Regions from separate parts of the Homo sapiens genome. Here region 1 is linked to region 2. A link is an interaction called in ENCODE POLR2A ChIA-PET data of the cell type or tissue named here. Cell type or tissue: HepG2. All regions are shown on one strand. Each heading gives the region's core, and the rest is flanking DNA. Links, peaks and the distances in the headings are about the cores only. Region 1 has its middle 14 kb from the start of UGP2. Region 2 has its middle 100 kb from the start of UGP2.

The links. Peaks named below come from ENCODE experiments on the same cell type or tissue, not always from the same donor. Only the 100,000 strongest peaks of a DNase experiment are listed, where the experiment ranks them.
Region 1: POLR2A ChIA-PET joins it to region 2 with 5 read pairs; 3 of 35 experiments call an interaction of 5 or more read pairs at or near these places.

Annotation. Positions count from the first base shown.
Region 1 is chr2:63,825,511-63,830,903 of GRCh38, reverse strand. It overlaps a transcript of WDPCP not described here. Among named protein-coding and RNA genes, the nearest start is that of UGP2, 14 kb to the left of the region's middle. In HepG2, for the core only: no CTCF peak of the experiment used is centred there; a DNase peak (open chromatin) is centred at 2,913.
Region 2 is chr2:63,734,840-63,740,232 of GRCh38, reverse strand. It overlaps a transcript of WDPCP not described here. Among named protein-coding and RNA genes, the nearest start is that of UGP2, 100 kb to the left of the region's middle. In HepG2, for the core only: no CTCF peak of the experiment used is centred there; DNase peaks (open chromatin) are centred at 2,962 and 4,772; H3K4me3 peaks cover 406 bases.

The sequences.
Region 1 (5,393 bases), core at 129-5,128, 91 kb before region 2:
CTGGTATAAATTTAGGAATTGTCAACATATAGTTTTTTAAACCATGAGAATGGATAAGAGCATATAGGGAGAAGACACAGAATAGAAAAGTGGGTATAAACTCCATCATTTAGAGGTCACATAGAAAAAGGAAAACTGAGAGAGAATAAGGAAGAATAGCCAATTATTTAAGAAAACCAGGATAACGTGTGCTATAGAGCCCAGAGAGGAGAGTATCAGATATGGCCAGTTATGAGAATTCAGTTAACTGTGGAGAGAAAAGAGAGTCAGCCAAACAAAAGTCAGTTACCCTTATAAGAGCAGTAGAGTGATAGGAAGATTAAAGTAGATTGAATTTTGTCATTTATTAGCACCATTGATTATTAGATGACTATTATTAGATTATTCAAACAGCAATATCTTTATAGTTCCGAGAGAAAATTATTCTAACCTAGAATTCTACAGACAAACAAAACATTTAGGGATGAGGATAAATTAAAGATATTCTCACCTTTTTTTGACTTTTTACCCATTTCAGGGGAAAAAATTGCTTAAGAAATGTTCTAGCAAAATAAGAAGAGAACTGAAGAGAGAACATGAGATCCCAGTAATGAGATCTCAGTAATGAGGTTCCAGTAAAGATCTGTTGAAGGTGTGCAATAAAAAGGTATTTCAGGACCACAAATATTTAGGCCATCAAGATAATTAATAATAATAGGACAAGAAGCTGGAAAATTTCAGAGAATGGCTTTAAGAAAAAAGTAAATTTACTTTATGAAATATCATTATTAAAAACCTTAAACATATTTATGATAGGCTGATGATGCTTCTCTTGTCATCAAGACAGAAGAAATAGAATCTTTAGTAAAGGCAAAAAAATTGTATAAGCCATGGCTCAAAGACGAAATGAACTAAAATGTGTCATTATTATGAGTAATCAGTGGACATAATAAGAAAAGAAAATCCATTTGACATTGACACCTAGAACATTCTCCTTCAATAGGTGTAGATTTAATAACACGGCTTACATTTCTCTTCCCACACGTCCATTCATACCACTTGATTCTGCAGTGAATAAGATGTACAAAATTGTAATACTGAAAAAATCTTTAATTTTCAAAATAAAAGACAAAATTTAAGACAAAATGCACAAGACGATTATTCTAACAGAGCAAATAATACAAATATCAACAATGTAAAAGTACTGGTGTAACCCATGGTACTTGGGAAATGGAAGGAAGCGAAAGGATAAAATTTTTTAATCTTACACAATGGAAAAGTCAGGAGACACTTTCTAAATTAAGTACATCAAGAAATAGGTTTAAGTATTCTTTAAAGGAATAAAGTAGCAAATAGAATGTAATATAATATAATTTTAAAAATTGCAAAGAGAAGACTAAGGGAAGAAAAATGGAGAGTACTGGAACTGAGCTAAATTCTCATTGTTCATTCTCAAAATGTAGAGTCAATTTGTTAAAAAAGCAAGGAGTTGAACCAAACAGTGGCAGTGCAGTGCGTGCGTATTATTTTAAATTATGGAGTAACTATCAGAAGAGCTAAAAACAGTTTGATGTTGGCACCTTTTGGGCAGTGTTTTCAAGCTGTGGCAATGAAATCAATTTAGTAGGTTGCCACCTACATTAGGAGACAAGAAGGAAAAAGAAATATCAGGTTGCATTGCACTAGTAAAGACAGTAAAGATGAGTAAAACGTGTGAAATGTTTTTCAGCTTTCTGCATACCTGTAAAATGTATTTCCTACTTGAGTTTTGGTCAATAAAGTACTGTAGGAAGTAGAATTGGATTGTAAGACAGTTGTTTGGCTGCATTTTTATGTTTTATTTTTCTGCTCATCTATAATGTTTGAGTTTTTAAACTCGTGTATTACTTTTATCATAATAATTTTAAATGTTTCTGTTTTAATACATAAAAATACAAATTTATAAGCTTTTATAACACAAAGTGATATACATATTTTCTAACAAAAGCAAATATTAAGCAATTTTCTTGAGTAAAAAAATGATAGTCAATCTTACCATTGCTTAGCAAAATAGAAAAAGTTAAACTTAATAATTTTTAAAGATTATTTAAGGCTCACAAGAGGGAAGGCTAGGGCAGGGGCAAGAGTTTAAAACATTAGAATCCAGGCAATGGATTGAATAGGAAGAAGACAAAGCAAAAGAAATAAAAAATCTTAGGTATCATTGTCACAAAGAAAACCAATGCTAAGGATGATCTTGAATACAACCTTGATGATTGTATGTAGTAGTGTTCCATCTGACAGTGAAAATATTTGGGCCATCTGCATAGTTACACAGAAAACCTCATCTGCCTAAAAAGGAGAAAATGAAGCATAGAGGAGAGGTTATTTTTTCATTAAGTCAACAAATGTTTGAGCCTTAGGCACCGTTCTAGGTACTAAGTATATAGCAATGAGTAAAACGGTCTCTCCCCACATAGATATATATTCTTGGGGGAAGGAGAATGATGAACAAATATTTCATATAATATCAAGTAGTACTAAGTTTTATTTAAAAAGCAGGGTAAGGGATAGAAAGTTTGAAGAAGTTGGGTTCAGGGAAGCCCTCTCTGAGGAAATAGTTGGAGCAGAGGTTTGAGCCAGTTGGGAAAGCAAGCCAAAAATATATCTGGAAGAAATGCTTTCAAGCTGCAGTGCTAGGACATGCAAAAACTTTGAGTTGGGAGCATTCTGGGGAAATTCAGGAGACACAGTGGCAAGAAGAATGAAAAAAAAAAAAAGTAAATCCACACCTAAATAAAGATAAAGAAGAGATCTAAAAAACATCCAGGGAGAAAAGACAGATTTCTCAATTGTTACATAAATGGGTTAAAGATGGCCCCTGTGTATTAGCCCAATGTTTACTTCTTTGCAGCAGGCTAGGACCAGTAGATCAAAGCCTGTCAGTGCCAGACTCAAATTCTTGCATGTCTAGTTGCTTTAAATATAGCTCAAATGAGCATATTTTAGCCATTAGGTCATACCTGCTTGGCATACCCCCATGAAACTGCACCCAACATCTTCTGGCCATAGATAAGACAAACTCTGTGGCTATAAAAGACCACAAACAGCTGCTGCCCTTCAGAGCTATTGACCTAGAGATTCCTCACCTTGCTGCTTAGTGATGTTACCTAGACATGTTAAGATCCCTCTTGTTAGGAATTCCATGAAGCCTGAAAATGAAGCCAGCGTAGTGGAGAATGAAGAGACAGAGTTTTGATTACAAGGTTTGAACCGTTTAACTGAGATCCGCCTCTGCAGGCTATCCATGGACTTTTAAATTATGTAAGCCAATAATTTTTTTTATTCGTTTAGGCCATTTTAAGTTGGATTGTCTGTCTTATGCAAATGAAATGATCATGTTAGAGATGGTAGACTCAGCTCACTTTCTTAAATAAATTATTATAGAATCCATGATCAGTGAATTTCTTAAAATGTTGCTGGCTATAAAGATGGCTGTGACTAATAAGGCCAATATGCAATCAACATGTATAGGAGACCATAAAACCTGTGCACTGGTTTGATTGAACTATTTGAATCATAGTAATATTACATCTTTTGAGAATTCTAAGAAAAACAAAGAGAAAAGAAACAAGAAAAATATTGAGCATATTTTGTTTAATAAAACAAAGCTGAAGGATTGAGAAGAATACAATGACACAGGGTCAGAAGGAGGGCTTAATTTTGTTAGCCAAGTAACAGGGGTAACAGGGGATTGTATAATAGAAAATAAACTCTTGCCTCATTTTTTTGGGTTTATTGAAGGAATTTTAACAAATATGCAGTATAAGCTGCTTTTAAAATTTGCACATTTTGTTCACTAGGGAGTCTTTCTAGGATGACTTACAAGGAAGAAAGATTCAAGGAAGTCTGAAAGTCTTGAGACACAAGAGATTACATTTGCATTTTTAGAAGATTTTTCAAAAGATGGGAGACCTAAAAGTCAAATAAATACCAAATGGATTTGTGACAAAGACAATGGTCTATAGAAGTAGTTCTCAAAATTAATTTTAGCTTTGGACCATTTTTCCAAATTAAATCTTACAGAGAACTTCAAAATTAGAACTTCAAAGTTAGAAAAATGATATATTTGTTAGTACGGATTTATTTTTTAAGTTTAACTGTATAGCATTTATTTTTTAAAGAGTAGAAGAGGGATGCTATTTGGTGAACATGCAAAATATTTAAAATCAGGAGTTATGGATGACAGTTCCACTCTTATCTGCATTATCATTTAATTTATTTCTCTATTTTGGTTATGCAAGAGTAAGGTAAGTATTTCCAAATGATAACTTCAGGATACTTCTCAATTAAACTAACTTAGAAGCCTAAGAAAGAAGTAGCAGACTTTTTAAAAATTTTATTTCAAAGTTACACCACTAGTGTGTCTGTTAGTGGAATTAATTTTCATAAATATAAAAGAGAAAAAAGAACTAAAAGTTAACAAGGACTGCTTAAAATACCTATAATAGGACACAGTATTCTGGTGACAAGATGTCACCATAATGAATACTGAGAATTGTGCTAAGTCAGAAGATAAGAGCCTTTTAATATATATTGCCAAATATTACCCACTAGCGAGGCAGAGTGGCCTTTTCACAGTACTCTTGAACCCTGATTCTGAGGATATGTATTAAATTAAGCAAAGCAAAAACTCTCCTAGTAGGCAAAAAAGAAAAAATAGGATACAGTATCCTGTATCCTATTATAAGAAGTAAGACACCATACTTGTTAATGTGTTATTTTTGGTACGTAAGTGACTATTTTTCCTCAACAGAGAATTTGGCAAACTGATGCATCTGAACTTTTAATGGCATTGAATTGAGCAAGATACATGTGTATGTTGGCTTTTTGCTCATTTTTATAATTTTGTGTCAGGAAATATTTGTTGATGTGTTTTAATTTTTTTAAAAAAAGATAATGCAGGACTGTAACTTTCCATTTAATCCACATTTACAAGAAGTTTAAGTGAGCACACAAAGATGTAGATAAGGAAATCATAAGGACTGTTCACAAATATTCCAATTCTCCTCCTGGATATTTGGTAAGATTGCTCTTCCTTGTCTTCTTTGGAGTTAGTTGTAGCCATGTGCCTTGCTTTGGCCAGTGAAATGTGAGCAGCAGTAATAGGTATCATTATGGGGCAGACATTTTAAGAACAAGTGTCAGTGCACAATTCTCTGTTTCCTTTCCCCTGTCACATGATTAAAGTTCACTTTTGAGATGGAGTCTCCATCAACCTCAATTCCTGGGTGATGATGAACAGAACCCCCTGCTAATCTGCACTGGATGTATAAAATCAGAAACCATGTACAAGCAGAAGAATGTAGTTTGTTAGCAGAGAATAGAGAGTGGGACAGACTTGCAGAGAGAATTGGAGATGCCATCAGAGAAAG
Region 2 (5,393 bases), core at 240-5,239:
TATATCCTCTGACTCAGCAATTCTACCCCAAGCTATATACTTAATAGAAGTACACATATATGTGCAGCAAAAGACATATATGAGAATGTTTGTAGCAGCACTTTTTCTAGCCCCATCAAAATGTAAATAATCCAAATGCTCATCAATAGTAGAATGACTAAATTGTAGTGTAATCACATAATGGAATACTATACAGCAATGACAGTGAACAAATTATGATTATATATAACAATGTTAATGAACATAATGTTCATTAGTGATGTTAATGTTTATTAACCATGTTAAATTTACAAGAGAAAAACAAAAACCCATTAAATAGTGGACAAAGGACATGAATAGACACTTCTCTAAAGAAGGTATACATGTGGCCAACAAGCATATGAAAAAAAAGCTCAATATCACTGATCATTAGAGAAGTGCAAATCAAAACCAGAGTGGGATACCATTTCACACCAGTCAGAATGGCTATTATTAATAAAAGTAAAAAAATAACAGATACTGGCAAGGTTGTCAAGAAAAGGGAACACATACACTGTTGGTAGAAGTGTAAATTAGTTCAACCATTCCTCTTTGAGGAATCACCACACTGCTTTCCACAAAAGTTTGATTGCTGCTATCCACAAAAGCAGTGTGGTGATTCCTCAAAGAGCTAAAAGCAGAACTACCATTCAACCCAGCAATCCCATTACTGGGTACATACCCAGAGAAATACAAACCATTCTACCATGAAGATATATGCATCCGAATGTTCATTGTAGCACTATTCACAGTAGCAAAGACATGGAATCAACCTAATTGGATAAAGAATTAGGATTGGATAAAGAAAATGTGGTACATATACACCATGGAATACCATGCAGCCATAAAAAAGGATGAGATCATGTGTTTTGTGGAAACATGGATGGAGCTGGAGGCTGTTATCCTCAGCAAACTAACGCAGGAACAGAAAACTAAATACCACATGTTCTTACTTATAAGTGGGAGGTAAATGATAAGAACTTATCAATGCAAAGAAGGAAACAACAGACACTGGGGTCTACTTGAGGTGGGAGGAAGGAAAGGAGCAGAAAATATAGCTATTGGGTACTGGACTTAATACTGGGGTGATAAAATAATATGTACAACAACCCCTGTGAAATGTATTTACCTATATAACAAACCTTCACAAGTACCCCCAAACCTAAAATAAAAGTTAAAAAACAATGTTAATAAACATAATGTTGATCAAAAAAAGCCAGACACATAGAGTACATATTGTATAAGTTCATTTGTACAAATTACAAAAATAGGCAAAGCTAATCTATGCTGTTAGAAGTCAGCATAGTAGTAACCTTGGGAGTTAATATTTGAAAGGGTTGTCGGGGGGATTTTGGGGAGCTGGTAATGATCTCTTTCTTGCTCTAGGTGGTAGTTACATGAGTGTGTTCAGTTGTGAAAATTCAATGATCTGTACATTTATGATGTATATACTATTCTGTTTATCTGGTAATACTTCAATAAAAAGTTTAAAAAACATAAACATTTATCCTTTATGACAGATTTAAATTATCCTCACATATTACTATGCCTATAGCTATGAATATAATCAGTATTTGGTTTTCAGGCAATGTTTGGTCTTTGACCAAGGTATAGATTAAAATTTCAAATACAGATATGCTTGAAAAATCACCATTTAATTCTAAAAGTGACATGATCAAACAGACAAAAATGAAATTGCTTTCTCATTTGTCATAAGCATTCTGGCCTTTCTCATTTTCCACTTCTGGATTGGGCTGATATCAAGCAGATCTATGTGCACAGGAGAAGGAGTGGGGGTGGTCCCCTGAACAAGCAAATGTCAATAGTAGCCCTGATAAAAAAAATAAGAACCTGAGTATTTGCTGAACATTCTGTTGTGAGGCCATAGATAAACCACGTATTACAAGTGAAATAAAGTGGATAATATTATACAATCATCTCCATGAGTCATGCTGTAAAAGGGATTTCACCTGAAATATTGAGACTCACAGAATTTTCAGACTCACAGGCCAAGCAGTTAGTAATAGAAATGAATAAAACGGGTCAGATGAAATGCAATGGGGACTGGTGAGGGGTGTGGGAAAACTACAGAGCACCTAAGCACTGGTTGTCAGAATATGTCTCCAGACCAGCTACATTAGGAACTAGGTAGACATTCAAGTTATCTGGCCCCCAACCCAGAGCCATGGAATTAGAAATGCTGGGGGTGGGGCCCAGCAATCTAAGTTTTAACAAGCCCTGGAGTTGTAACAAGCTTGATTCTGATGCACATTCAAGTATGAGAACCACTGATCTAGATGTATACTAACTCAAACAAAATTTTTTAAAATCATGTGTGCTTAAAAAAAAATCATCTGGCCAGATTCAGCCTACAGGCTGCCAATTTGTAACTCCCAATGAGATTCAAATGAAAAACAAAAACTTGAATTATTTGTATAATTATGTCAGTTCTGTATTTCCTTTTTTAAGATGAAGAAAGATAGTATGTGGTAAAGGTTGAGCCTAAGTTTTATCTTCCCCAGTATTCAGGCATATCTGGACATGCCTGGTATCTAGTGGGATGGGCCTTCTGGAATTCTACTTATAAGACAACTCAAGTAGCCTCCAGGAAAGAACTCATCCCAGTGGAAGGAAGAACCAAAGTACAGAGGTTGTATTAAGACAGCAGATGAGGTTGAACATGTCTGAGTACACATGATGTCTGCCACTCAGGTTGCTTCTAGCCCAGCAAGGAGGACTAATTCATTCTTTCAACAAATAGCTATTGAACATCTACCTCATCTGTCTCTGAGTTCTGTGACCCCAAAGTGTCTGTAATATAAGACCTAGTAGAAACTAAAGGAGTTGGTGTTTGCTAATCTTCTTAGGACATGGAGAGTGCAGCTTGTTTGTGTCATGAATATTGGTGCCAGCAGCAGCAGCCTTGGCTCCAGGACTATCAATATCTTTGATGCCCTTGAAGTTGAGCTTTGAGCCTTGGAGGCCTGCTTGCACACATCAGCAACTGCAACAGTGGTGGTAGTGCTTTTGGTGGGCAGTGGGACATGGCTTGAAGGATTGCCAGCAGCTGCTTATATCAGGCATGGAGAATTGTGAACCACATGGCAGCCAAGAGAACTGTTTTGGGAGTACACATGAGACATCCCTGTACATTTTTGGAGGATGAGAGCCCTCCAGGAGAGGTAGAGAAATGGTAGTTTATAGCTTGTTTTTGTGCTGTCGTTTGAGTCTATAAGGTAATATATGGTTTTTTTTTTCTTTGTCTTTGGCAGCATTTAAAGAAATTACATGCTGCATCTTGTAATAAGATTGACATAATATGCCTGCAGTGAACATGGTGGACTCAAAATCAAATCTCAAACATTTGGTTTTGTTTTTTAAAAATAAAAAGCAGCAAAATTATTATAGGTTTTGGGATATGAGGTTTAAAAAATCACAGCATTCATTCCTAATTTTTTTTTCTCTTTCAAAACATCCCTACAAAATCAAACAACATTGCTGATGAGCTGTTCTTTGGCACCAGCAAGCAGCTTATTCCAGAGGAAAAATAACTTTGGAGATAGCCACTCCTTTCCTGCCAGAATTTTGAGAGACTGATGCCCTTTTCCTTCATTTCTGCAATGCCTATAGGCTGCAGATTTTCAGTTACTTCCTGAAATCCTAAATTGAATTCTATTAAAAACATATTTGGTGTTCTCAATAAAAAAAAGTTTGGTATTATATTTTGGAGACCACAAGTTCTCTGTAAGACCTAAGGAATTCCCCTAAGTAATCAGAGTTTTCCACAGAGTTAAGTGGTTGCTACATTGCATTTAAGCCAGTGTTTTATGATACCTGATAAGTAAGGCATGTGGTACATCAGTATTTCATCCAGACAGCAATACCTTGCAGGTTTCCAATTTTCTGATGGAGTCATATTTTTTGTTTGCTATTTATTTGAAACCAATTTTTTAAGCCCATGTGAACTAAAAGAGTCACTTTATTTTGATACTTCAGTTCTAGCCAACATAGAATATCCACAGCAGAATATGCATTAATGAGATGAGGGTCAGAGATCAGGAGATTTGCATTCTAACCAGCAATGTTTTCCTGGAGAAGTCATTTCCTCTATGGTGTTCAGTTTCACTGTCAGTAAAATTGGAGGTGGGGAAACTGGCCTAGACTTCAGTGTCTAGAATTCTGCAATCCTTAACCTCTGGATTATGAGAACTCTCCCTGGAGAATCTTAATGATGGATTAAGTATTTCAAAAAGAAAAATTTAACTGGAAAGGACTCTCGAAAACCATTGGTATTATAAGTTTCTTTTTTAACAGAGAGCTAGGGTTATTTTCTGTGTATCTTTGGGTACAGGTGCCTGATATTGTCACCAGTCAGTCAAAGCTTGTTTCTATATTAACTTAATAGAATTTAGCTTTCTGGAACACAATTAACAACAAGAATATGAAACATTTATTCGATTCTGATTTCATAATATTTCTTTCTTCCATGCCTCTAGTCTGACGGTGTCTCTCTCTTTTGGACCATGGTAATAGACTCCTAACTGGTTTTCCCACTTTGGGCCCCTTCCTCCGACCCTTTTTACATGATTTTATACTTGGATTACAAGTTAATCTTTCCCACATACAGCTCTTCCCTATTACTTCCCTGCTCAAAAACCTTAATAGCTCTCTGTTGGCTACAATATAAAATATGAACTCTTTCTCATGGCATCCAAGACCTTGCACTGTCTGACTCAACCCTGTTTCCCATCCTGTGGCGCATTGCTCCTTGTCCCACAGTCTTCTGAGCTTCCTGTTCTTCCTTCACATGCCCAGAAATGCTCTGATTTTGTCCCTTTGTCCCACCGGTTCTTGCTCCCTCTTTCTACCTGTTCAGATTCTACCTCTCCTTACAGTTTAAGGCCACGGTTCTGATATCACCTTCTCTGCCTGCCCAGCTTTTCTTGGTCTCTCTTAACTGCAAGGGACCTATAATTTTTCTGAACTCCTGTAACAATTTATCTGCATCTCTATCATAGGAGCTATCACTTCCACTCTATATTATAGATATTTGTATTCATATCTTACTTTCCTCACTAGATACTCATTTTCATGAGGTCAGAAGCAATATTGTTCTGTATTTGTAGCCCTCAAGATACCTGGCACATAGTAAGTAATTCTTCTATAAATGTTTGCTTAATGAATAAATGATATCAGAGTTACCATGGAAATCTGAACTTACCCAAACTCCTTCAACTAAATTAGAACCACTCACAGGGCATATTTTTTAAGTGGGAAATTTCTTCATCTGTCTATCATCTATCTATCTGTCTGTCTGTCTGTCTGTCTGTCTGTCTGTCTGTCTATCTATCTATCTCCATCTATCTATCCTTCTG